Linked DNA regions of Mus musculus: regions 1, 2, 3 and 4 are each linked to region 5. Evidence: chromatin loops called from intact Hi-C (ENCODE). Cell type or tissue: left cerebral cortex. All regions are shown on one strand.

Region 1 (5,000 bases), 63 kb before region 5:
CTGAAGAATTAGGTTTATGGTTTAGTCATTTAACTAACTATGCTCCTTTTCTCTTTAAAAAGACTATTGTTATTTATTAATTTACTAATTTATTTTTAATAATTTATTATGTGTATGTATGTATGTCCATGTATGGGTTTGTGCATATACACACAGTGCCTCCAGAGGTCAGAAGAGAGTGTTAGATCCCCTACAGCTACAGTTAGAGACAGTTTTGACCTGCTAGATATGCATTCTGGGAACTTAACACAGGTCTTCTGGAAGAATAACATACTCTGAAACACTGGGCTACCTCTCCAGCCCCTACTATCCCTTTCCACTCTCTATAATTCTTGTAACTTTTAGTAAATATGCTTGAGAAAGAAAATAAGCAATATTTTGTCTCATTATTACCCAAAGTGAGCTTCATGAACTATTGAACTTTTGGGTTAAATTCAGGCAAGTAATTAAATTACAGAAGACTTCTAAACTGAGATATATTCACATATATCTTTTGATTTACAATAGGCATATCTCCTAATAAAACAACTTTTAAGTCAGAAAGGTCCTGAGTTGAAAATGCCTTTAATATACCTCATCTACCAAGATTTCCAGCCCAGTGAAAGTGAACTGAAGAGTGTTGGTTCACCATCTCTTATCGGATAGCCTTGGGATTATCTAATCACAGGAAGGCTAACCCAAGAAATGGTTAACCCAAGAAAAAGTTCAAATTTTCAAGTTAAGTTTTCACTACGTTATTTTAGACCATCCTAAAGTCAGAAAATTCTCCATAGTTGAGCACTCGCACTCGTATGCAAAGGACTGGGTATTTATCAAGAAAAATGTAATCCACAAGTGTACTTGTCAATGATCAGAACCAGAATTGTCTACATTAAGCTTTTTTAGAATAGTAATCATAGAGCTGAGAATGGCTCGGGATAATTTGTGTGCACTGTTCTTAAAGAAGATCAGGATTCAGTTCCCAGGACTATATTGGGAAGATCATAACCATTGGTAACACTGTAGGCAGAGAGATCTGTTTTCTTCTTATTACCGCTTAGAGAACCAATTGAATGTTCACAACTTATCTCAATCTTTACACACAACAAACACACACACACACACACACACAAACACACACACACACACATGCATGTACATACACACACATACATGCACACAAAACATATGCAGAGATTACACACATATGCATAGCATACACTTGCACACACACACACACACACACACATATATATATACATATATATATATACACACAGACATACTCAACACACAGGCAAACATACATATACATACACAGAGACACATATACACACAGACATACATGCACACTCAAACCCATACACATAGACCACACACACACACACACACACACACACACACACACAATTAAAAAGTAAACAAAAAATTTAAAAATATTTGGCTCTAGTAAATTTTCCCTAATGATAATTCAAAAATACCCAGAGTTACCCTCCATATTATATTATTTCATTGAAAATGGATTCTCTTGCCATACAAACATCCCATCTACAGCTCCCTACCCTCCAAAATAATCCCCTCCTCCCAGCACCCCTCTAACTCTCCTCTTACCCAGATCCATTTCCCTCTTCATCTCCCTTAATAAAAGAGCAGGCCTCAAAAAGACCATAAACAAACAGGACAAAACAGGACACAATAAGACAAGCAAAAGCTCTCATGTCAGCCGGGCGTGGTGGCTCACGCCTTTAATCCCAGCACTTGGGAGGCAGAGGCAGGCAGATTTCTGAGTTCGAGGCCAGCCTGGTCTACAAAGTTAGTTCCAGGACAGCCAGGGCTACATGGAGAAACCCTGTCTTGAAAAAAAACAAAACAAAAAAACAAAACAAAACAAAACAAAACAAAACAAAAAAAAGCTCTCATGTCAAGGCTATAAGGCTGTACCAAAAAAATTCACTATGAAGATGAATCACAATCTCTACGACTGTTTCCTTCTACTAAAACAATAACTTTTCCTTCTTCTCCCTCTTCCTCTTCCTCCTTTTCCTTCTGTTATTTTACTTTTCTGCTTGGACAATAATAGTTTACTGTTTTTGTTTTTAGTATGGAACATTTCCTGGGTTATGTAGATTTTTTTTTTATTTACTGGCCAGTGTTTAACTAAACACTCTTTACAATATTGTTCCTAGAAGGTAGACTGTCCTACATTTTATACTACTAGAGATACTGGAGACATGGGGAACAAATGCCCTCAATCTTTCTGCAGCACAGAGGCATACCACAGTAGTTCTGTTTCCAAGAATATGTCTTTGCCGAGGGAGGGAAGAACCAAGAAAGTGCAGTTCACATGATTAGCATAATCTCACGTCTGGAACAGGACCCACAGTCTCTGAGAGGACAGACAATCTTACAACAGAGAATGGTGCTTATTTGGAACCAAATTTAGGTTTCAATTCTTAATCGACTTTGTAAGTATATATTTAGCCTTAGCCATGCAGCTCAGTCTTCTGAGCATTGATGTCCTCATCTGCAAAATGTGGCTAGTTAGGCTTGTATTCTAGTGCAGTACCAATATTTGCAGAATGTTTACGTGCATAAATATACATATTCACACATATGCATATGTTTCCTTTCCAACTCTCTAGTGCTTGATATAATCACAACTTCTTTCTGAATTCTGGCTTTGTCTCTCAGACTTGTATTCTGGGAAGTTATAATAATAGTTGGCAGAGAGATACGGTCATGGGGGAGGACTGGTAGCATATGCATGTGGGTTTGGGTGCAGAGGTACACACCCACAAGTGTATTTATATATGTGGAAGTCAGAGATCCAAGGCTGATCTTCCTCATTTAAGCCTCATCTTAATATTTTTATTATGCACATGACAACATGCCATGACACACATGTAAAGATCAGAGGACAATATCTACAAGAGTCAGATTTCTTTTCTTCTACCATGTAGTTCCCATAGAGTAAATTAGATCATCTGGCAAGGCAGCACTCATCCATCTTGCCAGTCCTCTGCCTTATTTTTTGAGACAGTGTCTTTCATTGACCCTGAAGCACCCTGATTAACCAGACTAGTGGACCAGTGAACTCCATTGATGTGCTTGTCTCTTCCCTTAACCATCAGTCCTGGGACTACAGACACTCCTCCATGACCAACTTGTATATAGGTTTTATTGACCAATCTCAAGTTTCCATAATTATCCAACAGGCACTTTTCCAAATGAAACATCTCCTTAGACCTGGATTTCCATTTTATGATATGAGGAAAACAGACTTTTTCCTAACCAATCAGACAAAAATCTGGAAAGTCAATCTTACTGGCCAACACTGAGATAGCCTTCATGAATGAATGAGTGCCTTGTACACTGTCCACTGGGATCTGGGCCATCTCCCAGAGCAGACACAGATGACGGCAAGGATAAGACCTTGCCAATAGTGTGGATTTCCCACTATCTGGGGTTGATATACCTTTAGATCTGTTTAAAGTTACAAATGATTATTTGGTCTTCAACTACATTATCAGCCTGAGTAACTTCAGACACAATAGCTGAGTACCAATTTCAGATTAACCTGTCCTCCCCACACTACGCATTTCCATCACTCACCACCTTAAAAATCAACAAGAGCTTTTGCCTTGCTTGTCATTTAAACATCAAATCACTGCCACTTAGCATTGTAGCTTCTTCAGATTCATGTTCCCCCTTATCTTGCTAACCTTATCTGCTACTATTCCTTTTTCTTCTAAGAAGCTAATGTTTCTAGGAAACGAGTGTTTCTTTTAGAGTACTTAAAATTGCCTGGCCATGGCACATTCTCTGCCATGCCTCTGGTTATGCTAATCTCATTGCCTCAAATAGTCTACCTCTCCATTAAATCCAATAATTCCACATAGTCAAACGTTCCAACTCTGTTCTATTTTTATAGGCAACTCTGACTGAGCTCTCTCTTCCTTGAATTCTTACAGCAGCCACATAAACTCTGTTGCATGCCAATTTGTTATTCTTTCTTAGTTCTGCTGTCTTCCTAGTTAGATCACAAATGCTTCAATAAACAAGCATATCTAAGAGATTACTTTCTCATGGTGTCAGACATAGCCAATGCTTTGTTTCATGCTCTTTGCAAGGCTTATCTTCTTCTGCATCCTAAATAGTTTAGTAGTAGAAAAGAACAACAGAATTGTTCTGTGCTTACACTCATATGGGCCATTTCTCTGTAGCTGTCATGAAAATGTTACCTTTCTAATTCAACGTTTAAGTCCAGTTCTGCTACTGGGTAAAGGTCATCTTTATATAGTCATTTGACAGGGTTCAGACCTGGAAATATGCACAAGTTTACAACAGCTACACAGCAAGCACTGCCCCACAGGCACACCTAAGGCTGTGGTTGGAAATCAGATTAGCGATCTACTGGTATAGACACCAGCAATATGTCCTACAGATGTCTGAGAGCCTTAGCTGCTAAATCTTAAATAGCCAATACAAATTCCCATCAAACTACTAAGTAAGAGCACCATTTCTTCAAGTCCTTGCTGACCCAGTATGGGAGGCTCCTAATGTGACAAGGGGGCGAAAGCTTCTCAATGGGATGGATTCTCTGGCTGAAATTTAATTTACTTCTATTTGCAAATTCACCGAACCTTCAGCTGATTAAGAATCACACACTGATCCCTGATGTTTTGAAGAAAATACGTCAGACCAATGACTTCCCAGACAAAAAAATAACTCATATACTTTACTAGTATTGGTGCATTTAAGTAGAAAGCCTCAGACGTGGGATGGCCAAGCCAGGACGGAGACAATAGCTGATTTTGAGTGATAAGTGTTTTAAAACTAAGCTGAGTAAAGTAAAGTGGCCATCTGTTTTGTAAACTGAAATGATTAATTTCTAGGAAGTCTTCTGACGGGGCACTATTTTTGGCAGAACATTAATTCCTAAGGAACTGAGCAAACAGGCACTCCTGCTCATTTCATAAAGGATAACTACATTTCCCAGTTATCCATCTGGGCCCTTTTCA
Region 2 (5,000 bases), 250 kb after region 5:
TTTTCCAATTTTTGAATTAGGTATTTTCTTCATTTACATTTCAAGTGCTATCCCGAAAGTCCCCTATACCCTATCCCCACCCTGCTCCCCTACCTACCCATTCCCACTTCTTGGCCCTGGTGTTCCCTTGTACTGGGGCATATAAAGTTCACAGAATTTCTTTTTTACTTTCTTAGTGATCCTCTTGCTGTTACAGCATGCATTTATAACTTAAAGTGTTCTATTGGTATCAATTTAGCATTTCAAAAGAAGTATAGGAATCTTACTTCTATCATCCTTTATGTTACTCTTATGGAAATATTCTTGCCATAGATTATATATGGAATGTCCACAAAGGCCCATATATTAAAAGTGTGGCTTTTACCTTGGTGCTATTGCAAGACAGGTGCTGGTGGAAGGTCTTAGGCCACTGAGTATACATTTTTGAGCATTCGGGGGACCATCCTTGCTGTTTTCACTGGTCTGACATCTAGCCATGGGAGATATAGGTTTCCCTCCCCACATGCTTCTATATATAGTGGGGCGCCACTCTACCCCACAAGTGTAGTAAGGACTCACTGCCTCACTATAAACCCAATAGCAATAAGACAGCTGACATACACTGAGACCTCAAAACCTATGGGCAAAATAACCTCTATACATCGTGATTATCAGTTGACAGGGATTAATTTTTCATTCTCGTGTTTTCCGTATGTTATGCTCTTTTTGTAGTCAAGCTGTTTTCTATCTTCTGTTGATACTTAGTAAATTCTATTGATCTATCTTGATCTTTCATGAATTCTCCTCTCTGACATCTCCAATCTGCTGCTGACTTCATCCAGTGAAGTTTCTCTTTCAGTTATTGAATTTCTCAGGTCTGTGATTTTCATTTAACAACACTCCAAAGCTTCTACATCTTTGTTGAGGTTTTCTGTGGGTTCCTTTTTTCCATTTCATTTTAGGGAACTCATAATTGCTCACTGAAGGATTTTTTATGATGCATACTTATAAACTATTGTCAGGTCATTTTCATGTCTGCATCATTACTATATTAACATTTGCAGTTTCTTTTGCCATCATGTGACTTTCTGGGAATTTCCTGAGACAGATTATTTTCTCATAACCCCTTCTCATTTTGCATATATAAAACAGTATAAAAGTTTTGGAGGTAAGATTTTCCTAAGCATCTCAGACACAACTTGAATATACTATAGAGCCTAAGTTGGCCTTTGAACATGTTTCAATCTTCCTGCCACCTCCACCCCCTGCCCATTTGATAGCACTGGATTTATGTCCCACCTTGCATGTTGGTAGCTATTTCCCTTGTTGAGATGTAACTTGGGAGCAGTTGTTTCTGTGTATGCTTAGCCTTTGGTTGTCCCTAAGATGCTACCCAGCTGAAGCAGTCATGGCCCACATCTCTGTGATCCCCATCAAATCTCTCAGACCACCCTGTAGTGGAACATTACATGCTACCCCCACGTTTGCCTTCTTTCTGAGGTATCCATCCTCATCTACCCTCATTGAATGCTTGTTGAATTTCTATTTTCTTGGGAATTTTTCATGTGTGTTTAGGATCCAAACCTTCTGGCTTGAACTGAACGACTCTGCTGGGAAGTATGTTTTCCCTTACAAGTAACTTCTTGTTTAAATGACATGATGAAATTGTAGATGTTTATAAAATGACCTTTCATTGACAGCTTTGCCACACTAGATACTTGTCTAGGGGATGGGATTTACATAAAGCAAACAAAAACCAATGAGCCCTTTCCTTCATGACGCTTATCTTTTAGTGTCAGGGATAAGGACGATGCTTAGAAGATGGAAGTTTCAACCCAGCCCACTCCTTATTCATTTCCTCCCATGTCACTGTCCAGTAGCCACTTTTCTCTTGTCTTGGTCATCTGGAATGCACATTCCTAAAAGAATAGCCTAGCTCCTAGGAGCTTAGAGGACTATTATTCAAACTGGGTTGTCAGGGATGAGCAGACACTCCATCAAAAAGTCCATGGCTTGCAGCGTTTTATGTAAGCATAAGAAATCTGTTTTCTGAGCTCCGGCATTACACTGCCTTTCTTCTGTTCCAAGTGCCTTTCAGCACAGCATGTTAGACAGCAGCAGCAGCCTCGTGGAGGTGGATGAAACATTTACAGAAGAAGGAGTGATTCACCTCACAATCGAAAACTTCACTTGTTCATGGGAGAACACACATTTCCTAAAATCTCCTCATCAGCTGTGTCATCCACCCACATGCACAGATGGACCTGTGCCTTCATGAAATGTTGATCGTGCTTTCTCCCCATGTGCTGGCGACTATCTGTCAGAATGATCTCCCGTGAAATGTCCTCTGGTCATGCACAGCCGTGGCACACATGAACTGACAGCATCTGGAGTCACCTAGACAAGGACTGTCCAAACCCAATTACAGTATGGGGAGGAAGAGTTCTGGGGGTCCTACTTAGAGCTGGTGAACTCTCTGAAGTTTATATCTGGTAGGGCAGGGAGTAGGGAAAGAAGCCACTGGTAGGTTGCCAGTGCTCAGGTAGGTGACTCCACATTCACCAACAACACTATTTGGACTTGGTGGGTCATAAAAAAGAAGCATGAAGTTGGGAGGGAGCTATGTTAGAGAGTCCTTGGAGGAACTGGATGGAAACTGGATGGAGTAAGTCGGATATAGACAAGAGATATTATATACATATATAAAATTTTCAGAGAATAAATTTTAAAATTACATTTAAAAAAGAAATGAAGTTGGGCATGGTGGAGCACGCCTTTAATTCTAGCACTTGGGAGGCAGAGGCAGGCGGATTTCTGAGTTCAAGGCCAGCCTGGTCTACAGAGTGAGTTCCAGGACAGCAAGGGCTACACAGAGAAACCCTGTCTCAAAAAAAAAAGAAAGAAAGAAGAAAGAAAGAAAGAAAGAAAGAAAGAAAGAAAGAAAGAAAGGAGGGAGGGAGGGAGGGAGGGAGGGAGGGAGGGAGGGAGGGAGGGAGGGAGGGAGGGAGGATAGAGAGAGAGAGAGAGAGAGAGAGAGAGAGAGAGAGAAATGGGTGTCTGGATGGCATAGAGTGAGTACATTAAGGAAAGCAGAGTCTTCCCAAGGTAAACTGAGACCCTTTGCCTTATCTAGGAAACACAGTCACTGTTGGCAATCCCTACCCTCCCAGACCAGCACAGTCTATATGTCTGTGGCTGTGTGTATTGCACAGATTTATCCTCAGGTACTCAATGCATTGATTCCACTGTTTGAAACTTGAATAGATTAGGATAATAAGAGATGATGCTGGGGTTGGGGGTGCTGGTTAATAGGTAGAGTGTTGTCCTGGCACTATGAATCTGTGGGTTCCTTTTCCAGTATCCCATAAGTGAGGTGGACACACAGGAACTCCCTGAATTTAGGAGATGGATAAGAGATTTGAAGTCAGCCTTGACTATATAGAAAACTAAAAGCTAGCCTGAGATACATGTTTCAAATGTTAGTCTCGAGGTCAGGCTCAAAAAGAATACAAGGTGGCATGAAAAGCTTAAAAATGGTGCCTAGAGATTATATTCATGTGAATATGTATGTCTATACACTAGTATAGCAAGAGTCACAATGTCAAATATATTTCTCCCCATGGATAGAAGGTTTTAAAAAGTTTGAAAACACTGAAATATATTGAGGCTTAAAAACTGGAAGCAGAGTAAACTAAGATCCATGTGGCTTCTTGTCATAATGATGTACACAGCACAGACCATGTCCTCAGTGCTAATTGGAGACATTCACTCCAGAAATCACCTCTTCTGGGACATCCTCTCTGGCCTCCTTGCCAGGGCAGGGCTCATCCTGACCTCTCCTAAGCTCCCCTCTCTGTCCTTGTTCCAGTTGCCTCTGTGGAACAAGGCGCTTGATTACGTGTCTGTTTTTCTGAGTGGAGCTGCCATCCAGGATTCTAGTCCCTGAGTTCATGTGTAGGAGAAAGTCACTCAATTTGTCATTCAAAATTATAAATAAGGCAAGAGTCTTCAATGGATTCACAAACTACTAGGCACAGCCTTAATGAGGGTTGGGATATTTATGATTTAGCTGGTTATGTTCAAGGATAGTCATGGTGTTTTTGTTTTTTGTTTTTTACAACATACCAAAGTTTTAAAGGAAAGAGTAAGAAAGATAATACAACATCTAACAAATCCAAAATATTTTAAAGTTCAAATCTAATAAAAATGAATAAATGTGTTTAGGGTAGATACTGTCAACAAGTCCAGAAAAGGTGGCCTTATGTCTAATCAACCCTAGAAACACCCAGAGGGCAGCTATGTAATTCACATTTGGAAAACCTTCAGTGATTTGATTCCAAGATCACTTGAGCCCAGAGTTACTTTTTGAAGAAAAAATGATAAAACACCAAAAATAGGAGCCACTGGCTATGTCTGTGTGCAGTACATCTCATTTAGCAAAACTGATAAATTACTTAGTTGGTTAGTGATCAGACCATTCAGTCAAAATGCTAAATGATCTATGCAGCTCAAATTCTCCCTGGCCATGAGACTAGACCAGCTGCCTGCCTTTTACCCACCTCACTCCTATCCAGGCATGAGGGTGGCTCCATGCCAATCCAATCCCACTACAGGTTTCCTCACCCTACTTTATCCTCTGTCTAGAGAACATTCCCTCCAGCATACCCATTGAAAAAGAAGTTCCTAGCAAAGTTTAAACGCAAACTTATGCACATATGAATTATTGCTACCTCAACATTGCACGCTGGCAAGCCTCCATCCTGTGTTCTGTGTTATGGAAGCACAAAGCAGCCTTCCTGAGGGATCAGATAAAACTGACCAGTTGTGAGATGCACTCATTAGTCAGGTCAGCTATTGTGTTCCTTCTCAGAATTTTTGGATTTTTTTGTTTGTTTGTTTTGTTTTGTTTTGTTTTGTTTTGTTTTGTTTTTCAACACAGGGTTTCTCTATATAGCTCTGGATGTCCTGGAACTCACTCTGTAGACCAGGCTGTCCTTGAACTCAGAAATCCATCTGCATCT
Region 3 (5,000 bases), 240 kb after region 5:
AAGACATACAAAGAAACTTCAAATGTCTTAGAGTTTCATGCATGTACTCAAAACGGTGAACACGTGTCTGGAGTTGAGTCAGACAGGTCCACTCAAGGCATCTAGGAGTCTGAACACTTATGGTAGAGACCTTAAGTGCAGCAGGTGAGCAAAATTATGAACGTTCTTGGAAGTTAGCTGCAACAGATAAGCCACATTGCAACAGTGAACGAGTGAAGAGGAAGTCAGAGCGATGCTGTTGACTGCTTTTTCATAAAATTTTGATGAAGAGAGAAGAAAGAAATAGGTCACAGGCTGGAAGGGAGCATTAAAGAGATCCAAAAATTCTATTTAGGGAAGGAGAGAGTTGAGCATGTTTTCATGAAGGAGGGCAGGAGAAGGTTGAAGTTATAGGGGAGAAAAGACAATTGCTGAAGCAAAATTACAGAGGAGACAGTGAAGGCTGGGATAATCTCCCTTGACAGAATGAGCCCTGGACAGGAGATGGAAGCCTCTTCCATCGTTCCGAGTGGTGAGGAAGTGGGCAGGGAGAGGTTATGTCTCTTGGTGGCATGGAGAGAATAGGAGAGGGTGGGATCGTGGCACATGTGTGAAGAGCATTGTTAGGGGCTTTAGGAATGGATGGCTTCACAGTCCCACAGGGAGAACTCAGTGTTTATATGGGAAGAGGGGGGAGAAAACAGAGGGTTGAAACCATTAATAATCTGAAAACAGTCCTGAATCATTCGAGATGGTTTCTGCTGTCTAGCAATATTAACTCTTTTCTTATTTTTTTCTGTTTGTTGATTTTTGAGATTATAGTTCAGTCACATCCAGTCTCCCTTCCCTTTCTCCATTTCCAAAAAATTATTGTCCTCATTTGCATTGTTACTACATGCATATAAGTATATGTATATGCACATATATTTCTAAATCTTGCCTGCTCAGTCTGTGTAATGTCAGTGATATGTATGTTTTTATAGCTTATCATTTGATAACTAATTGGTATGCTCTTCCCTGTGAAAGACTACTTTTCACACCCTTGGTGTTCCTTAGTTGCCAGTGGTTAGTTCTTTGTGCAGGGTTGAGGCCTAATAGGCTCCTTTAACCTAGTCTAAATGTGAGGGTGTATATTTTGCTGTCTGTGGCTAGACAGTCATGTTAGTGAGACTTTATGGGTGTGTATCATGACATTAGTAGGAGACACAAACTCACAACAAACACCCTGGTCCTCTGGCTCTTATGATATTTCTACTCCCTCTTCCCCAACATTCCCCAAGCATTAGGTGTAGGTGTATTGTGTAGATGCCTCCATTGGGAATGGGCTCCACAAGTCTGCATTTAGATTGTCTGTGGTTTTTTGTAATGGCCTCTATTTGTTGCAAAAAAAGACACTTCCTTAGTGAGTGATGAGGGCTACACTTATCTGGAGGTATAAGGACAAATGTTTAAAATACATAAAAATTATGCTGCTGGTAAAGGGGTGTGTGTACACGTGCATGTGGTACATATGTGTGTATGTGTGTTCACGTGTATACGTGCATATGTGCATATGTTTGATATCAAGTGTTTCCCTCAATAGCTCCATCTTATTTTTTGAGAGAGGGTTAGTCACTGAATCTGGAGCTTACTAAGTCAACTAAACTGGTTGACCAGCAAGCCCCAGGCATTCTCCTGCCTCCTTCTCTCCAATGCCAAATCTGTGCGTATTTGCTACTGTGGCCAGCCTTACACATACAAAGGATCTAAACACGGGGTTCTCCTGCTTATACGGCAGGCACCTTACTGGCTGAACCATCTCCCCAGCTCCTTTGTTCACTATTACAAAGATAAGACTATTCACAAATTATGCTGATTGCATAGCATTCAGCAGTTATCTTCCTTTGCAGACCTGTGCCTAGCAGAGTGACTGAGCCATGACAGGCACTGAAAATAGTGACTTCAGTATGATTCCTGACCCTCATCAGGACCTCCAAAATACCACTTTTTATCTATGTCTAACAGTCATAAATCATGATTATAATGAAACTAATACAGTAATTAATCCTAATCACTGACAATTAAAAGTAACAACCTCTGATCTAAATAAAATAGCTTCTCATAAGGGTAGTGGACTGACGGAGATGACAAATGTTAAATCCAATAAACCTACATGGCTTGATGCAATCAGGAGAAAATAGCTAGAATTCATGTCACCATTCTGGGTTGCTTAGTGCTTCATGGGCCTCTTTATATGCTGAAAAGATTCCTTTGGATTTAGAGTAAGATTTAAATAATCTCCTAAAACAACATATGCTCATCTCATAACTGTTACCAAACATATGTTCAGCATGGATAAGCCAGTAGCTATGATTTATGCAAGAAAAGACGGCAGGATACATTCCTCCGTTCTTCCCCCACACTCAGATTCTGTGCAGATTCAGGTTGAAAATAGACATGGAAATTTTGTCATCTTATCTATTTGGGAACCTGAATAACTGAATCAGAATCTAACAAAGCCAATTAGCTGTTGCTAGTTATAAGCTACTGGGAGAGGGGGAGTTGCTTTAGAGAAGGCTGTACCAACTAGTAGTTACCCATGCCTGAGTGGCTCTGCCCTCACCCATGGGTACACAGAAATTTCTTTTGAAACTCAGTGAGTTATTTAAAAAAATAAGAAGATGACATGGAGTTGAGAGAGAGAGCTGTGTTGTTGGGGGAGAGCGGTGGGTCCCCTGGAGAGTTTAAGGGAGGGAGGGAGGATGGACATGACCAACATACACTGCATGAATGTATGTAAATTTTAAAGAATAAATTGAGCTGAAGAGATGGCTCAGTGGTTGAGAGGGCTTCCTGCTCTTCCAGAGGACCTGATTTTGATTCCCAGCATCCATAATCCATATTCAGTAGCTTGCAATTACCTGTAACTCGCTTGGGGGGGGGGAGAGGGGGGGTGCTGCAACACCTCTGACCTCCACAAGCACCTGGACTCATTGGGGCATGCACACACACACACACACACACACACACACACACACACACACACACACACAAGGACAGACAGACAGACAGAAATTTTAAATGAATAAATTAAAGGCATGTGCTACAGAAAATTTCTTACATTTTGAGTGTTTGCACCATAACCACCAGTATCAACACCATCACTTGGGGCAGTGAAATGTTCAGAAAATAACAAGTGCCTTTTTTACAGAAAAAGGTACAGTGCCAGTGGATCATGGGCACCATATATGGACTTAGAAAGCCTTTCAAGGTCAGATAACAATTAGAGGAACAGAATACATAAACTTGTGACTCGACACACGGTGTCCCCAGGACCTGTCACCCAAACTAACTCACAATTGAGTCATCACTTTCCAAGTCTGACTAAGTATTCAAAGTACAGTGTATTAATTACTTGTCTCAGTGCTGTGAAAAAAATTCCTGACATAACTTAAATAAGGAAAGGTTTAGCTTGATGGACAGGCTTAGGGCACCTCCAATCATGGTGGAGAAGGCGTGGCAACAGAGCTCTATGCAGCTTCAAAGTCATGAAACAGAGATGACTGCTGATGGTCAGCTTACTTTCTCCTTTTTATGCAACCTCTGACCCCTGTCTATGGAATGGGGTCCCACATTTAGGATATGTCTTCCCACCTCAAAGGACATAATATGTTCTGAGGTTTGGCTCACGGGTGATTTTAGAGCCTGCCATGATGATACATGTAAAGTGTCACAAACTAGAGTTCTATGGGCCTCATTTGAACTTCATCAAACTCTGAGAGGAAAGATGATGTGGGAAATCTATCCATTGGTGCTGTCAAAACTTCCTCGATTCTTTTTATTATTACCCTGCAATACTTGAAGAGTCACACAGTTGTGTTAAATGATAGAGATGTCCCTGGTGTATATTTTGCCAACAGTCTCTACATAAAACATCTTTTAACCTAATAAAAAAAATCTTTTAAAACTGTAATACAGGATCACAAGCAAATACCTTTACCTACCCTTTTTCTGCCTTTTCAGTGACTCGTGCTTTACAGGAGTCTGTCATTTGTTTTCAGTTTGTCACCTTAAGAATGTGAAAACAAGACCACATAGTATGTGATCATTTGGAATTAGTTTTCTCTACTAAATATAATTTGCTTGTCTGTCCCAACGTTTTTGCCTCTTGTCATTGCTTAGTCCTGTTACAGGTGTCACTAGTCACCTGTTGAAGAACATCTGCATGGTTGAACCACTCTGAATATTTGTGTTTATATTTTTCTGTGAAAAAAATGTTTTGTTTCTCTGATATTAATCTCTTAAAAAGGTATTTCCTGAGGTATATGGCAGCTGTAGATGCTCTATAAAATATTGCTAGGTCATTTTCCAACGTACCCTATTGTTTTGCGTTGCCCCCAGCATCTCAGGGAATCACCAGCCTCATTCCCACCGCTCAGCATTTGTCACAGACACTCTTTCTTGTTTTAGTTATTTTATGTCCCACTTTGGTTTAAATTTGCATTTACCTGATGGCTAATGATGTTGGGCATCTTTTCATATGCTTATAGGCCACCTGCATAGCCTCTTTAATTCTTTATCCGTTTTGAAATTAGATGGATTTTTTTAAGTGTTGGCATTGAAAAGGCCTTTTTTTCTCCCTTGTTCTTATACATATTTCAGAGGAGGAGACTTTGATAGATGTGTCATTCATGGATATTTTTCTCTCCGGTTGTATTTTTTGTAATCCTCTTCTGAATACTCTTTCATAGAGCAGAATTTTTTTTTTTATTTTTTGATGAGATTATGCTTCAATTTTTTCCTTTATGGATTACATTTTTCAATATCAAATCCAACAATTTTGATAGCCTTTGTACTTTAAATATTTCCCTGCTTTTTATTTTCCTCCTCTAATGTTTAATACCCTATTTTAGATGTTTTATTAATGCATCTTAATTACATGAAATAAAGGGTCTCATCCCATTTTTACACAAGTATACAGGGTTCCTGATGCTAGTCCTCCCCTCCCCTCCTCATACAAGTTTCCCCTCCCCAGTCCCTAC
Region 4 (5,000 bases), 56 kb before region 5:
TGGCCTACAGCTTGACAAAGCCAAGGCCTTTTCCAAATACACCAATGACCTTATCCATTGAACACTGAACATAAACTCCATCCTGGAAGCCAATTATTTAATAAGGCTTCCACAACATTATTTAAATGTCAAAAGAGACACGTTATAGCAGGGCAGAGGCAGAAGATAAAACTGTTGTTAGCTTCTAAAATTCGATTTGCCTGATGCTCAAGTTATTTCTTGTCTACATAGCAAAGAAAAAGATAATTCCCCTGTATGTCAGCAGGCCTAGGTGTCCAACCGAGGCATGCCTTTTCAAACCAAATGTTCCTGCATGAAGTGAGCAATCCAGAAAGGGCACACCTAGCAGGTGGGTTCTATCTGTTCTTGAAAAACTAAAGTTAATTATGAAGAAATGGAAGAGAAAGTCACCAGAGAGGTGTGGGTGGAGAAAGACTGGGGTCTGGAAGATTGAAAGTCCAAATCAATGGGAAGAAAAGAGCATTTCACAGTGTGGCTATGGAAGAGAGATGGCTGTAGAATTCAGCAGCTAATATTGCCACGTTTAGTTGATATCACTGGGACAGTTCCTCTTTTCTGAAGAGAAATTGAGGAGCAGTAACCCTGTGGGATATGGGAGGTGGGAAGAGGACCACCAGGAAGTAAGGGAGGAGAGGCTGCAGTTGGGATGGATTGTATGAGAGAAGAAGAAGGAAAAAGAAAAAGAACAATATTACCCAGTGAAACAGAACAACAACAAAAAATGAGCCCTTATGCACGTGGCCTAATAACATTTTTTTCCTACCATGTTGTAAAATCTACACAAGAGTGAGAAGGCAATAAATAAAGAAGGCTTGTGTACCATGCACTACATGCAATATATATGGGGTATGCATATTGGAATTTCCTAAAGAAAATAACATTTGAATTATTATTAGGGCTTGGGATGTAGTTCAGTAGGAAATATGTGCCTAGAATTAGCAGTCACAATTCCCTGGTTCTATCCCCAGACACACACACACACACACACACACACACATGAATGTATGTTCACATAAGCACATGGAAAATAAATAAATGAATAAATAAATGAAATTATAATACGATTCCTACTTTTGGTTATGTATCCCAAAGAATTGAGAAGCATCCTAACTACATTCTGTACATTATTAATAAAATAGTGCAGAAATAAAAGGAAACAGGGTTTACAACGGATGCGTGGATGCAAAAAAATGTAATTATGTGTATATAGAAAAATGTATCTAGTGTACCCAGTATTATGCAACAATTATAAAGGAAGAAATCTTGTCACATACTACAATGTAGATGAATATCTAGAATATAATGCTAAATGAATAAGCCAGGATTAATGTTCTGTGATTATATTCACAGGTTGTATCCAAAGCTGTGAGACCAGGCATATACTTACTAATGGCTGTTGAAGTTGAGAGGGCCATGGAGAAGGTGTTTAGTGGGTATAGCCCGCTGTTCTTAGGTAATGAGGAGGTTTGAGAGATGAATTACACAATAATGTGAATATGTACAGCATTACCAACTCAAACACTTAAAAGGGTTAATACAGTGAGTGTAATGTATATTTGTGATGATTTATCATAATTTTCCATTGTCAGTATCTAGTATTACCTAGGACACAGATCTCTGGGCTAGCCTGTGAGACAGTATCTAAATTAGCTTAACGGAGGTAAGAAGACTCACTTACTCTGGGCAGCAGCATCCCATGTACTCTGGTCTAGGACTGAATGAAATGGACAAAGTGAGCTCACCCTTGACACTAATCATGATATTCTGCTATACTTACAGACCGGAGCCTAGCATAGCTGTAATCAGAAAAAGATCCACGCAGCAGCTGATGGAAAGTGAGACAGAGACCCACATTGGAACATGAAGAAGTGGAGCTTGGGGAATCCTGCCGGAGATGTGGAAGAAGGATTGGAGGAGACAGAGGGGTCAAGGACACCACTAGAAAACCCACAGAATCAATAAATCTGGGTTCATAGAGGTTTACAGGAAGTGAACTTCCAACCAAAGAGCAGAAATGGGTCAGAACTAGGCTCTCTGCACATATATAAGAGTTGTGCAGCTGGATCTTCATATAGGACTCCTAAAGTGGGGCAAGGGCTGTTTCTGACTACATAGTCTGTCTTTGGATCCCTTTCCACCGACTGAGCTGCCCCTTGTAGCATTAATAGAAGAAGATGCATCTAGTCTTACTGCACCTTGATATCCCAAGGCTGGTTGATATCCATGGGAGGCCTCTCCTTTTCTGAGAAGGGGAACAGGGGTAGGTGTGAGGCTGGGAGGAGAGAAGAGAGGAGAAGCTGCAATAGGAATGTAAAATAAATAAATAACAATAAAATATATTAAAATTGTAAAAGCAAAAGACAAAGACAAAGTAAACTGAACATCAGAATTCAACTCTCTCTGTTTCCTGGCTGCAGATCCAATGTGACTAGGTACATTAAGAACCTTCCATCATGTCTTTCCTATCATGGAGGACTGTATCCTCAAACTGTGAGGCAGACTAAAACTTTCCTTCCCCAAGTTTCTTTACTCAATAGTATAAGTAAGCAAAACAATTTCCCCCAAATGCCTGATGCTATGAACTCTGGAATAACAATGAAAGTTGGCAGCTGCATTCTTTTAATAGACAAAGCCTGCTCTAGTTAAACAGGAGCCACAAACAGTTTCGTTTTCTTATAATGTATGAGGTTTTATTTTAGAACACTATAAAAATTGTCTCAAAGTTATCTAAAACAAGTGTCGATGAGTCATGTTTTACAAAGAGGATATACTCTGGGCTCCCTGGGAGCAGAGAGAGATAAGGACTCATGCTGCAGTTTGCAGAGACAGTTTCTGGGTGAGGGGTCAAAAATACAATTGGTTCATGGTGGTATATCAGGGTCAACTAACTGAATGATCACTCTAAAATACTGTGACTTTGTTAAGCCCCTCCCAAGCTCTTCTTTCCACCACTACAAACATAGGAATGGGTATGCAGGTCAAAGTCTCTTAAGTGTGGAGATAGGTGAAGATTTCACAATATACAGATACAAAAAAATGGGTCATAATATTCATGGCATGATATAATTGATATGGACTTAATGCAGTGGGTATAACAGCCCACACAGAGTCCTCAGGAGGGGTCAGGTGGCCAAGTGAGAATTAAATGAAAATCAGTGCTAGACAGTCTCCTTGAAAATGCTTGTTCCTGCCAGCCAGAGGGAAGATAAAGAGCCCAGAACCAAGAGGCTAGAGAGGGAATGGGAAATAAGAGAACACTACAGAGAATGGAGAACTGTTTCTATTCTTTTGCTAAAGTACAGAGAAGCATATCTGAAATTAGAGTAAAAATCAAAGAGAAATGAAGGCTAAAGTGCACCAAAATCTAGCACACACTCTGAGATCCTTACAGCTCACAGAAGTTCTAAGGAAATTAGATGCCTCCCATAGCATGATAACGAAGCAGAGATGGCAGGCAACAGGCTCATGAATTCCAACTGTCTAGAATCAAAGTGGAATGTGTTTGTGGCTCTTCTGGATTCAATTTTGCAAATGACTGTCTACCAAAAACAAACAAACAAACAAAACAAAACAAAACAAAACAAACAAACAAACAAAATCCTCTGTGTTCTACCATCTAATGTTTCTCCTATAAGCCTAACTCATTCTACAATTAAAGAAAATGAAAATAATTTTTTTAATGTCTCAAAAATCAAGAAAATGTTGAAATGAAATTATCACCCAGTCCTTCAGAGAGGTAACACATGGAACAAATTCTAAACCTTCTACTTTTTTTCACAAACTATATATTTTACCTTCCTCAGCTGAGCTCATCTTACTTGTTCTGTTATCAGACTAATAATAGAATCAAAATTTGATATATTTAACTATACATAAAAGCAGCCTCCAGTATAAACATAATAAGGATGCTGCCTGAAGCAACTATTTGTGGGTCCCCAGAGGGATAACTGCCCTATACATCCATTAGTACTGACCTACTGGTGAGATCACAGATTCTGATCTTTCAGTCAAAGGCTTCCACATTTAGAACAGAACTATTGTAAGGAGTATTCCTATGAAGACCAACAAATATTGTGAAGTCGTCATTATAATTTTATCTAAAAGTAATCTGTTCTCCTATGTAACAAACTGTTAAGACATAAGAAATGTGGTCACAAAGGCAAAGGAAATGCTATTAAAGGAAATTCTCAATTTGTATGCTGTCCAAGGCTACTTCTAATTACGAAGAAATGATCAAGAGTATATTTTGGCAAAAGAAAAAAACCTGTACACTTTGGCATGACTTTTCAGGGATTGGCAGCTCTGAGGTCAATTTAGGAGTGCTCCATCATTAGTCTAGAGCTTGGAGAGAGTACAAAAGGACTGAAGCCATTGGTGTGCACATTACTTACTATCACTGTCCTAAACTGCATGCCTTCTTAAGTCATTCATCACTGGGAGGTGTTCCTGCTTTAGGGCTTGCAAAGCATCAATAGAACGAGACCCACATATAGTTATAAGGTAAGTGCATGTGGAGGAATACTTGGGGTATAACTGCCTCTGAGAGAGAATGCCATGTCCCTACTTCTGTCAAACCAATTTCATGTCCCAAGGTCACTCAGTGAAAGAGGAATATGTCTGTCAAAAGAGCAGTATTGTAAAAAAAAAGCTAGCTTACAGAAGTGTCACTGTCCTTTGGGTTCTATAAAAAGGAGATAAAAGATAAATAATAAATAGAAAGACAGAAGACATACACATACATACATACATACATACATACATACATACATACATACATGGATGATAGATCTACATAGAAAGATAGATGAGAGAGACAGATGATAAATGAGACAGATGACAAAGCTAAACAGATAGATAATAAATTATAGATAAATGGTAAAACAATAGGTAAATGATATGTAGAAACAGACAGACAGACAGACAGACAGACAGGCAGGCAGGCAGACAGGCAAGGCAGACAAAAATAAGTAAGTCAATTT
Region 5 (5,000 bases):
TTGGAGCAGGTTAGAACAAAATAGATAACAGAAAATGTGTCAATATGGGTCTGCTATACAAAGAGTGCTCACTATAGAGTTGCCTATCTTATTATCAACACTCAGAAGAGCTAGGCTCAAGTAACAACTGATTCATTCAGTTGGTTGGCCAGTTTATTCATTTTGACACAGGGTTCACACTATAACCCAGGTTGACCTAGAAATCAGTAAGTAGTCTATGCTGGCCTCACACATCCAGAAATCTTTCTGCCTCGGCTTCCTAAATGTTAAGAAACATCAAACAGTCTTGCCCTGCCGTAAATGCATAGAGATGCCTTTTCTGCCTCTCAGTCTTGTAACTTTAGACATATCTTTGAAGCATTAGAGCACTCTGTACCGAGGTTCCAATGAAAGATTCACACTGACCCTTTGAAGGAGAAAACAGCTATCATCTCTATTTTATGAGAGTGTGGCCTCTGGTCTAGCAATGAAACAATGCTTAGTAAACATTTCTGGCTTTTTACCACTAGCTTCTTCTACCACATACCAACTCAGCAGACTGCAGCCTGGCACTTTCTATGACTCACTGAAGAAGCCTAATGAGGTCAAATGTAAGCACATAATATGTAGATATTTGTGTGTGTGTGTGTGTGTGTGTGTGTGAGAGAGAGAGAGAAAGAGAGAGAGAGAGAGAGAGAGAGAGAGAGAGAGAGAGAGAGAGAGAGAGAGAGAGAGAGAGAGAGAATGAACAGTACCTGGTATTCTATAATAATAACCAAAATATTTCCACCATAGAATAAAGCACAGAAAACTCTGAAGAATATTTTCATTAGTATCATACCTCTACTTGAACATACTTTTGCTAGAAGACATAGAAGATTAAAAAATGAAAGAAAGAAAAAGAAAAGGAAGTGGAAGGAGATGGTGGAGGAGCAGAAAGAGGCTTGAAATGGGTTTTCTAACCAAAACTACAGCTTAGTAGTAAGCGAAGATGTCTCTGTATTATCCATTGCTTTCAAAACTACAGATTTTAAAATATATTCTACTTAAGGAAAGAAAATCATAGTTCCAAACAAGCTGATGCTAACCCAGGCATATGACACAGTTCTGGCAAATGATTTATAGGCTGCAGGGTCAAAGGTATTGATACCACCCTTGTTCAATGAAAAATACACTTCCCTGAAAGAGAGAACAGGCCCTTGCAATTGGCTCCTTTTCTATAAAATATGAATGTCATCCTCAGAGTGGGAAGATGGATGTCACACCCTGAGCATTGAGGAGGAAGACTTAGAAGTATCCTAAGACTCAGCTTTCTTTCTTTTTAAGAAAACTTATTTATTATTCTAATTAATATATATATATATATATCAATAATGACCTCCCAGTCACCCCCACACATCCCCCATCCCCATTCCCTTTTCCTCTGAAAGGATGCCCCCCCATGGGTATCAGGGTAGGCACATACAGGGTCAAAAATGTAGCAGAGACTGAAGGAATGGCCAAGCAATAATTGACCCAACATGAACCCCAATCTGGGCAGACACTAATCCTTGACATTATTAATGATACTCTGTTATGCTTACAGACAGGGACCTAGCATAAATGTCTTGAGGGTTTCTACCCAGCAGCTGACTGAAAGAGATGCAGATACTCACAACCAGACATTGGATGGAGTAGGGGGCATTTATGGAAGAGCTGTGGGGAAGATTGCCCTGAAGGGAGCAGAAATCCCACAGTAAGACCAATAGATTTAACTAATCTGGACCTCTGGGAGCTCTGAGACTGAGCCATACACATGAGCTTGAATGAGGGTCCCCACATATATGTAGCAGATGTGCAGCTCAGGCTCAATGTGCCATTCCACCACCCCACCAACAACTATAGTAGAGGCTCTCACTAATACTGTAGACTGATCATGAACTCCACTTTCTTCATCCAACCACAACTAGGTTCAAGATGCCAACTTGTAAATGTTCTGCTTTTCAAGAAAAGCTTGCTTTTGTTCTGATCCTGCTCTTTCTGTGTTCTTGGTGTAAGAGAAACTGAAGGCAAACTCCATATCCTACAGTGTCTGAGTCGTTTGGAGCAAATCGTCTATTTATAAACAATAATTTATTGAATGGTGTCCCCATCCATCAAACTACTGATAAAACATACATCATAAATGGTTCTAGTGATAATACGCAAACACAAATGACCCTGGCTCTGTGAAAACCAGGCTAATATGTCCTTCATATTGGCTTCCTCATCTACATACATCTTTGGACACTTTTAAAAAGTGCTATTCAATGACATAAAGGAATAATCTATATAAGATGATAACTACATACAAGGAAACTACAGAAACAGGTTTGTTTTCTTTGATCAATCTGAGGCTGCTGACCTAATAAAACAGTGATTCTTTATTATTCTTGTGAGATAACTCAGTTTCCCCTATGAGAAAAAAAAAGCAGCTCTAATAACCCTGGGTTAGAAAAGAACATAGCAGAGATGCAACCATCCAGTTACTTCTATTCCCTACATCATTCTGAGACTACCTTAAAAGAATTCTTGTTTTATAACCAACTGGCTACAGACTCATGGAATCATAAAATCCTCTTTCTGTGACTTCATATAGTCTCCTCCACTTTCTTCACTTGAGACAAGTTGTGAAGCTTTCCTGCTGGCTCCTTCTTTCTGGCATCCTCTCTTTGGCCTACACCATTCACACATCCTCCTCATCTTGACATTCATATTTGTATGGTTCTGGCTCTGTCCTCAGATTCCTTCCCTTTTCAGCTCTGTTCCCTGTCCAAGGGGATCTTATTTGGTCTCCCAGCTTTAAATAGCACATGTCTTGATTCCCCTTTCTCTATATCAATTCCTGTATATCTCCAGTCACATATTCTTCCCTGACCTGGTCCATATGCCTACTACTATCCATCTCCACACAGGTAGCTGAGATCTAATTTTTGTATATAAACAGAAGAGCCCTTCATTCTTCTTTAACCCCAGACCAGTTGTCTCTCAGTGTTCCTATGTCAATAATTGTGTCACATGTGACAAGACCAGGGCCAGTAGTCATCCCAGTGCCCTAACTTTCTCTTAAATTTATGCAATTCATCAGCAGATCTAGTTTCTCATAGGCCAATATAAAACCTGGAAACTAGGAATGTCTTTGAGTTTAAGTCTGAATTCTCTCTTCCATTCTTAGAAAAACCAATTTCATAGTTATACAACTCTGTACCCTGGAGATGAAAAATTACTTGCTCTTTAAAAAGTAATCTTACTCTACCTGTCTCCCCAATCAGAACAATAGAAAAAGTAGAACATTGCCTACATTTTTTCTCAAGATAAGGATACTACAAGGAAGGGAATAAGAAGTTTAATCACTGGATAGAATAGAAATAACATAACATAGGAATATATATATATATATATATCCTGTTTGAAGGAATTTAGGTTGAAAACCTTAAATTTTAGAGAGAGTAAGAAAGTGAATATGAATATTTCTGTAGGTAGTTTAGGAAATAAGAAAGATATATGGACATGTCTACTTTGTAATGTATCTTGCTTGAAAGAGCATGGATGAACTTAATAATCATTTTGTATATATGTAGTTTACTGAATACACGTGTGTGAAGGTTGCAGTGCAGTTTATGTAGGCTTACATTTAATTGCACTAAAGACTCTTAGTTAAAAATCCAGAACTGCTAGACTGTGTGAATGAGATAAATTCCTCCTTTCAAATGATGTTGACCTTTAAAATTAAAAAAAAAATACTTAATTACTCATTAATATTTTCTACAATGTACGATTCTAAATATTTAATGCCAGGACAATTATCTGGTTAAACTGTTTAAGTACAGCTTTGTATTTTCCTGATTAATTATGCATCTAATGTTGGAAAGGAAGCAATTGAAAAATGTGTCCACAGTTGACATCAAAATAATAACATGTTTATAAAAGCCTAGGAAATTCTTAAGCAGTCACTCCCATTATCTTTTATAAGCTTTCACTTATTATGGCTCCGTGTCGGCCATTAACAAGATGCTCATTAGATTCAGGAGATTTGCTGGAACCCTCCCCCATATTGCATCCTTCTTACTTCTGAAATCAGCAGAGTCAAATCTGAAGGGAATCATCCAAAATAAATGGAAATTAAAAAGAAAAGTATAGGCTTCTTTTAAAAAGTTTTTATTTAAATTTATTTATTTGTGAGAATAACATTCATCCAAGAAGACATATTATGTTTTTTTAAATAGAATCTTTAAAGTTGACCACGCTTGACTTTAAACATTACTTTAAAGTCAGTACACGAAGTGTTAGGTATCCTTGTGGCATTTTCTCAGGGGGGTTTAGCAGATTTTCCTCCTTGGAGCTCTCACCATCCCCTTGCCTTCCTTGTGTCTTCCATACTCCTTGTCTACTTCCCATTTTCATGTCACATACATCCTTTCTCCACCTCCCTTTATACTCAGCACCTCTTTTGACTCTCTATTTGTCTTCTTTCTAATTTCTTAGACTTTTAACACACTTATATGCACATATATATTCATTATATATGATGTATATATTTTTATTATAGTTTTTGTAATTATAATTACATCCATTGTTTCTCCTCTTTACTTTCTTCTCTTGGACTACAACCCTACAACACTTTGTTTTCCACCCTCTTATCTTTTATGACCTCTAATTCTTTAATCGTATATAAACACACACACACACATTCCTAAATATATGAATACAAAATGCTCAATTTGTATAATGTTAATTTTTGTGAGAGAGAGAGAGAGAGAGAGAGAGAGAGTGTGTGTGTGTGTGTGTGTGTGTGTGTGTGTGTGTGTGTGTATTTTACCTTTTCATGATTTCTTGATTGACCACTTAGTATCAAATAACAAATTGGTGTGCTCTTCCCTGAGGAAGACTATTTCTCCTGCTCTCAGTGATCCTGAGTTCCCTGTACTTTTAGTATTAAGTTTGAGGCATCCTGAGATTTCCACTTTCATCATTGGTATGTCTACTATTGTCATTCTTTCTCA

The links. Peaks named below come from ENCODE experiments on the same cell type or tissue, not always from the same donor. Only the 100,000 strongest peaks of a DNase experiment are listed, where the experiment ranks them.
Region 1: a loop joins it to region 5, with 6 times the contacts of the local background. A loop is called at or near these places in 3 of 42 quality-filtered maps.
Region 2: it touches region 5 in a loop (1.8-fold over the local background); 2 of 42 quality-filtered maps call a loop at or near these places.
Region 3: it touches region 5 in a loop (5-fold over the local background); 2 of 42 quality-filtered maps call a loop at or near these places.
Region 4: it touches region 5 in a loop (2.9-fold over the local background); 3 of 42 quality-filtered maps call a loop at or near these places.

Annotation. Positions count from the first base shown.
Region 1 is chr1:129,482,164-129,487,163 of GRCm38, reverse strand. The region is part of intron 2 of Thsd7b (thrombospondin, type I, domain containing 7B); the gene reads right to left. Among named protein-coding and RNA genes, the nearest start is that of Gm36347, 130 kb to the left of the region's middle. In left cerebral cortex, a CTCF peak has its summit at 125 (motif pointing right); DNase peaks (open chromatin) are centred at 2,366 and 2,670.
Region 2 is chr1:129,167,299-129,172,298 of GRCm38, reverse strand. No RefSeq gene overlaps it. Among named protein-coding and RNA genes, the nearest start is that of Thsd7b, 100 kb to the left of the region's middle. In left cerebral cortex, no CTCF peak of the experiment used is centred here; a DNase peak (open chromatin) is centred at 2,155.
Region 3 is chr1:129,177,921-129,182,920 of GRCm38, reverse strand. No RefSeq gene overlaps it. Among named protein-coding and RNA genes, the nearest start is that of Thsd7b, 93 kb to the left of the region's middle. In left cerebral cortex, no CTCF peak of the experiment used is centred here; a DNase peak (open chromatin) is centred at 2,346.
Region 4 is chr1:129,475,218-129,480,217 of GRCm38, reverse strand. All of the region lies in intron 2 of Thsd7b (thrombospondin, type I, domain containing 7B), which reads right to left. Among named protein-coding and RNA genes, the nearest start is that of Gm36347, 140 kb to the left of the region's middle. In left cerebral cortex, no CTCF peak of the experiment used is centred here; a DNase peak (open chromatin) is centred at 2,739.
Region 5 is chr1:129,419,416-129,424,415 of GRCm38, reverse strand. The region is part of intron 1 of Thsd7b (thrombospondin, type I, domain containing 7B); the gene reads right to left. Among named protein-coding and RNA genes, the nearest start is that of Thsd7b, 150 kb to the right of the region's middle. In left cerebral cortex, no CTCF peak of the experiment used is centred here; a DNase peak (open chromatin) is centred at 2,676; H3K27ac peaks cover 400 bases.